Regions from separate parts of the Mus musculus genome. Here region 1 is linked to region 2. A link is a loop called in an ENCODE intact Hi-C map of the cell type or tissue named here. Cell type or tissue: left cerebral cortex. All regions are shown on one strand. Links, peaks and the distances in the headings refer to the core of each region. The heading gives the core; the rest is flanking DNA.

Region 1 (3,196 bases), core at 262-2,761, 160 kb before region 2:
CACCCCTGCCTCTTCCACTCTGCTCTGGATGACCCCACCCCTGCCTCTTCCACTCTGCTCTGGATGCCCCCACCCCTGCCTCTTCCACTCTGCTCTGGGTGACCCCACCCCTGCTTCTTCCATTCTGCTTTGATAATTTTTCCTCCCCCCTTATTCTATTATTCTCTTCTTCTATTTTCTTTTACTTTCTATTCTCTTCTCTCTTGTTAATTTTGAAAATGTTTTTAAAGATTCATTTTTCTTTTATGTGTGTGTGAGTATTTTGCCTGCATGAGTGTGTGTGTGTGTGTGTGTGTGTGTGTGTGTGTGCAGTGCTTGCAGAGACGAGAAGCCCCTGGAACTAGAGTTACAGACAGTTGTGAGCCACCATGTGGGTTCAGGGAACCAAACTCAGGTCCTCTGGAAGAGCAGCCAGTGCTCTTAAGAGCAAAACTCCTCTCTTTCTCTCTCTCTCTCTCTCTCTCTCTCTCTCTCTCTCTCTCTCTCTCTCTCCCTCCCTCCCTCCCTCCCTCCCTCCCTCCCTCCCTCCCTCTCTCTCTCTCTCTCTCTCTCTCTCTCATTCTCTCATTTTCTTTCTATTTCTTTTTTTCTTTTCTTCAAGACCAGATCTCACTGTGTACCTTGGCTGTCCTGGAACTCACTCTGTAGACTAGTCTGGCCTCAAACTCACAGAGATCCTGCCTCTGCCTCCAGAGTGCTGGAACTAAAGGCGCGCACTAAGACCACTGCCACCACCAGCCCCACACCTTCTTTTAAAATGTTGTCTTACCCACTGCTCAGAATTGTCTTCCTTTCTTCATTACTTTTATAGCGAAGAAGTGGCAGATGATTTTTCTCTAAGTGACATACTGAAGGTTCAGGCACATGACTTGCAGGACTTGCATGGCTGTATAAAGGAGCGGCTAAATGAAGACCTGAGCTTGTCAAACAGAGCTGGCTCCCTTCGCTTTTCTATTGATTTGGAGAAGGACCTGGAGATGGCTGTCAAAGAATCACTTATGTCTGTGCCAGGCTCTAAAATGGTTGATGGGCTGAAGAAAAGAAGGAAACACATTCAGAACAAGACCAGGAAGATTGGTATTTATGGGATGGTCATGGGGTGATGGGTGGGACCTATCTGGGGCTAATAAGGCAAAAGGACATAAAAAGCAGCCCAGGGAAGTGGGAGGGTCTGGCTCACAGAAAGCAGTCTCCCCAAGCAAGCTCCCCAGAAACAAATGCCAAGGTCAAAGCATGGATAAAACCATTTATAAACTCTAACGCATCAGTCCTCTCTGCCTTAGTAGCTCTACTTAAAGTTCACTAAACTAGCTATCACAGAAAACCTCACAACCTCCACAGTTTCTTACTATTTTTCTCCAAATATCCCACAGTTAGAAGAACCCTGAAGATATCCAAGAGAAGCAAAAAGACAGACTTGCAAAAGGAGATTTTAGAGATTGCAGCGGAACCAAGAAAGGGCAGGAGAATTGTGCAAGTTGACACCAAGGATGGTTCCCTAATGCCAGAGCTGCCTCTTGGCTCTGACAAAATCCAGGAAGAAACCCAGGAAGCAACAGAAGTCAAAGAGGAATTAGTAGACAAAGGAGCCTTGGGAGTCAAAGGAACCTTGGCAGCCAAAAGAGCCTTGGGAGCCAAAGAGGCCCTGGGAGCTGAAGAGATCTTGGGAGCTGAAGAGATCTTGGGAACCAAAGAGGCCTTGGAAGAAGAGGCCTTGGCAACCCTGGGAGCCACAGACAAGGATGTGGCCCTTAAGCCAAAAACCCAGACTTACTTAAAGAAGCCTTGGAAAACGGAAAAAGAAAACATAGAACAAGAGGAGTCAAAAGAGGGTACTTCAGAAGCACTTAGAAAACTCCAAAAGAAATTACCACCTCCTACTGAGCTAGACAAAGACATGGGGATTAAAAAAAGTCGTGGAATAGGAGGGACTCCCGGGCGTATGATCTCTCACCAAGAGAGGAAGTCTTGGCGAGAGGATATTTGCCACCTTGTCACTTCAAGAATAGCAACTTCTCATCCAGGGATGGAAAGGGATCTGGGGAAAGAACTGGAGGACTTCGCCGATATGGTGCTTACTGACCAACCCAGCTGGGATTTCTTCACAGACCTATGTCCCTGGAGAAGGCTCTCATATACACAACCAAAAGAACCTGAGGCAGCCAAGCAGGAACGACCTGTTCGTAAAAGAAAGGTGCCTAAAAGAGCTATCAAGGGGGAAGTGACAACAGCTGCAGATCAAGAGGGAATAAGCATTCAGAAGAAACGTGATATTTCTCCAAAAGACAAGACAAAGAAGACAGATATCTTAGACAGTCACGAGATCTTAGAGAAAAAGAAGCCTAAAGTGACAGCAAGAAAACAAGGCAAAAGAAAACAGGAAATAATTGAAGACAAAAAGGAGTTGACAAAGCTCGAAGACAAAAAGAGATTGATGAAGTTCACTGAAACAAAGGAGAAGGGGAAGTTAGTCATAGAGGAAAAGCAACCAACCAGTCCAGAGAAGGAACCAGAGAAGGAGAAGTTAATCACAAAGAAAGAGAGAACAGTGCAACCAGAGCAAAAAACAAAGGAGAAGGGAAAGTTAAAGTTAATCACAGAGGAAGAGAAGTCAATCCGTCCAGAGAAGGAACCAGAGGAGGAGCCAGAGGAGGAACCAGAGGAGGAACCAGAGGAGGAGCCAGAGGAGGAACCAGAGGAGGAATCAGAGGAGGAACCAGAGGAGGAGCCAGAGGAGGAACCAGAGGAGGAACCAGAGGAGGAACCAGAGGAAGAACCAGAGGGGGAAACAAAGGAGGAGAAGAAGAAGTTAATCACAGCAAAAATGAAACCAACCCATCCAGAGGAGGAAACAAAGAAGGGGAAGAAGAAATTAATCCCATCAGAAAGGAAACCAACCCACCCAGAGATGGAAACAAAGGAGAAGTTAATCACTCCAGAAGAGGAATCAGCTAGTTTAGAGGGGGAACCAGAGAAGGAGACAAGGAAGTTAATCACAGCAAAAATGAAACCAACCCGTCCAGAGGAGGAAACAAAGAAGGAGAAGGGGAAGTTAATCCCATCAGAAAGGAAACCAACCCACCCAGAGGAGGAAACAAAGAAGGAGAAGGGGAAATTAATCCCATCAGAAAGGAAACCAACCCACCCAGAGGAGGAAACAAAGGAGAAGAAGGGGAAGTTAATCCCATCGGAAGAG
Region 2 (3,196 bases), core at 485-2,984:
AGAGGGATAGAAGAAAGGAGAGAAACTTGAGCAGGGTTTTGACCACAGTGGTAGGGGAACATGAGAGAATCAGTAGAACTGAGAATAGACATACAGGGTACCTGGGCAACAACAAATCCAGATCTGGAGGAAGAAGACCCACCCAGAGGACTCCGGAGAAGGACCAATGTGAATATTGCAAAGAGAAAGGACATTGGGCAAGAGAATGCCCTAAGAAGAGGGGAAAGGCCCCTAAGGTTCTGGCCCTAGAAGATGATGATTAGGGGAGACTGGGCTCGGACCCCCTCCCCAAGCCTAGGGTAACCTTGTCTGTGGAAGGGACCCCTATGGACTTCCTAGTAGACACTGGAGCCGAACACTGTGTTGAAACAACCATTAGGAAAACTTAAAAATAAAAGAGCCATAGTAATTGGAACCACAGGTCAGAAACAATATCCCTGGACCACTGCACGTACCGTAGATTTAGGGAAAGGACAAGTGAGACACTGCTTCTTGGTTATCTCTAAGTGTCCCACACCACTTCTGGGGAGAGATCTCTTGACTAAACTAAAGGTATAGATCAGATTTACCCAAAAAGGGCCGAGAGTAAGTTGGGAATCCCCCACCTCCATGGTCTTGGCCCTGCAGCTCGAGGAAGAATATCGTTTGCATGAATGCACAAAGCAAGCAGAAGTGCTAGACCTGAAAGACTGGTTGACTGCCTTCCCTAGAGCATGGGAGGAGACTGGAGGCATGGGAATGGCTGTCAGAGTAACCCCCCCCCACGTAGTTGTGGGATTAAAGACGGATGCTACCCCTATAGGGGTGCGGCAATACCCCATGAGCCGCAAGGCGAGGGATGGGATTAGGCCTCATATTCAGAGACTGTTACAACAAGGTATTCTGGTGCCTTGCCAATTGCCCTGGAAAGTCCTCTGCTGCCGGTAAAGAAACCTGGTATCTGGTGACTATCGACTTGTCCAAGACCTGAGAGAGGTCAACAAGAGGGTCCAAGACATTCACCCAATGGTTCCCAATCCCTATAACCTCCTCATCTCACTTCCCCCAGAGCGAAAGTGGTACACAGTACTTGATTTAAAAGATGCTTTCTTGTGCTTAAAGTTACATCCCTCCAGTCAGCCTATATTCGCCTTTGAGTGGAGAGATCCTGACACTGGACAAACGGGACAACTGACCTGGACACTGTTACCCCAGGGGTTTAAAATTTTCCCCCACCGCCGGGCAGTGGTGGCGCACACCTTTAATCCCAGCACTCGGGAGGCAGAGGCAGGTGGATTTCTGAGTTTGAGGCCAGCCTGGTCTACAAAGTGAGTTCCAGGACAGCCAGGGCTATACAGAGAAACCCTGTCTCGAAAACAAAAACAAACAAACAAACAACAAAAAAAGAATTTCCCCCACCCTTTTTGATGAGGCTCTACATGGAGATTTAGCCTCCTTCAGAGCTTTAAAAAAAAAAAAAAAACTCCAGATAACTTTGCTTCAATGTGCTGATAATTTGCTCCTTGCTGCAACCTCAGAGCAAGAATGCAGGCAAGGTACTGAGAAACTGCTAACGGAACTGGGTGAGTTAGGGTACCAGGCCTCTGCTAAAAAGGTCCAGTTGTGTCAAATGGAAGTTGTCTACCTGGGATACACTCTTCGAGATGGGAAGCAATGGCTGACGGAGGCTAGGAAAAAGACTGTGACTCAGATACCAGTACCGGCTACTCCGAGGCAGGTGAGAGAAATCTTGGGCACTGCTGGGTTCTGCAGACTTTGGATATCTGGGTTTGCAACATTGGCTGCCCCCTGTATCCCCTGACAAAGGAAAGTGGGGAATTTAAATAGACACCAGAACACCAGAGAGCCTATTAGAATATTAAGGAGGCCCTGTTGACTGCGCCAGCTTTGGCTCTGCCAGATTTAACCAAGCCCTTTACCCTTTATGTTGATGAAAGGGCAGGAGAGGCCAGAGGGTTCCTTACCCAGACTCTGGGGCCATGGAAAAGGCCCGTGGCATATCTGTCTAAAAAGCTGGACCCAATAGCCAGTGGATGGCCCACATGTCTGAAGGCCATTGCAACGGTAGCCTTGCTTGTTAAGTATGCTGACAAGATAACTTTGGGACAACAAATGACTGTGGTGGCCCCCCACACTCTTGAGAGCATTATCCGCCAGCCCCCAGACCAATGGATGACCAACGCCCAAATGACCCACTATCAGAGTCTGTTGCTGACTGAACGGATTGTGTTTGCTCCTCCCGTTATCCTCAACCCTGCTACCCTCTGCCTGAGATGGACGACTCCTCGCCCATTCACTGCTGTGCAGACATCCTTATGGAAGAAACAGGGATCCAAAGTGATCTGTGTGACCAGCCATGGCCAGGCATTCCAAGCTGGTACACGGACAGAAGTAGCTTTCTGGTAGAAGGTAAGAGGATGGCAGGGGCGGTGGTGGTAGATGCCAGCAAGTTGTATGGGCTAGCAGCCTACCAGAGGGTACATCAGCACAAAAAGCCGAGCTGATCACCCTGAAGCAAGCCCTTCGGATGGCTGAGGGATGACCCATCAACATCCACACTGATAGCAGGTATGCTTTTGCTACAGCCCACATCCACGGTGCCATCTATAGACAAAAAGTGGGTTGCTGATGTGAGAAGGCAAAGACATAAAAAATAAAGAGGAGATGCTGAGTCTCCTTGAGGCTATCCATTTGCCAACTAAAGTGGCCATCATGCATTCATTGCCCAGGGCATCAAAAAGGCCGAGACCCTGTGGTTAGAGGTAATCAGATGACTGACCAAGAAGCAAAAGGAGTGGCACAAGGACCCATTGTCCTCACCATGAAAACCTGGCATAATCAACTTGAAAACCCTTATCGTTCCCTAAAGGTCAGCCTTAACTACATCCCAGAAGACTATCAACAAATGAATAAATTAGGCTTCAAGTTTGAAAATTATTATGGCCTGAGAGAAGCTAAAGATGGTGTGATGGTTTGTATATCCTTGGACCAGGGAGTGGCACCATCTGAAGGTGTGGCCTTGTTGGAATGGGTGTGTCACTGTGGGTGTGGGTATAAGATCCTCACCCTAGTTGCCTGGAAGTCAGTCTTCCACTAGCAGCCTTTGGATGAAGACATAGAACTCTCAGCTCCTCCTGTGCCATGCCTGCCTGGATACTGCCATGCTTCCACCTTGATGATAATGGACTGAACCTCT

The links. Hi-C counts contacts between places; a loop is a spot of excess contacts. Peaks named below come from ENCODE experiments on the same cell type or tissue, not always from the same donor. Only the 100,000 strongest peaks of a DNase experiment are listed, where the experiment ranks them.
Region 1: it touches region 2 in a loop (2.1-fold over the local background); 2 of 42 quality-filtered maps call a loop at or near these places.

What each region holds. Positions count from the first base shown.
Region 1 is chr7:29,573,111-29,576,306 of GRCm38, forward strand. It overlaps 4930432E11Rik. Among named protein-coding and RNA genes, the nearest start is that of Gm38982, 19 kb to the left of the region's middle. In left cerebral cortex, for the core only: no CTCF peak of the experiment used is centred there; a DNase peak (open chromatin) is centred at 1,718.
Region 2 is chr7:29,733,401-29,736,596 of GRCm38, forward strand. No RefSeq gene overlaps it. Among named protein-coding and RNA genes, the nearest start is that of Gm23103, 2.4 kb to the right of the region's middle. In left cerebral cortex, for the core only: no CTCF peak of the experiment used is centred there; no DNase peak of the experiment used is centred there.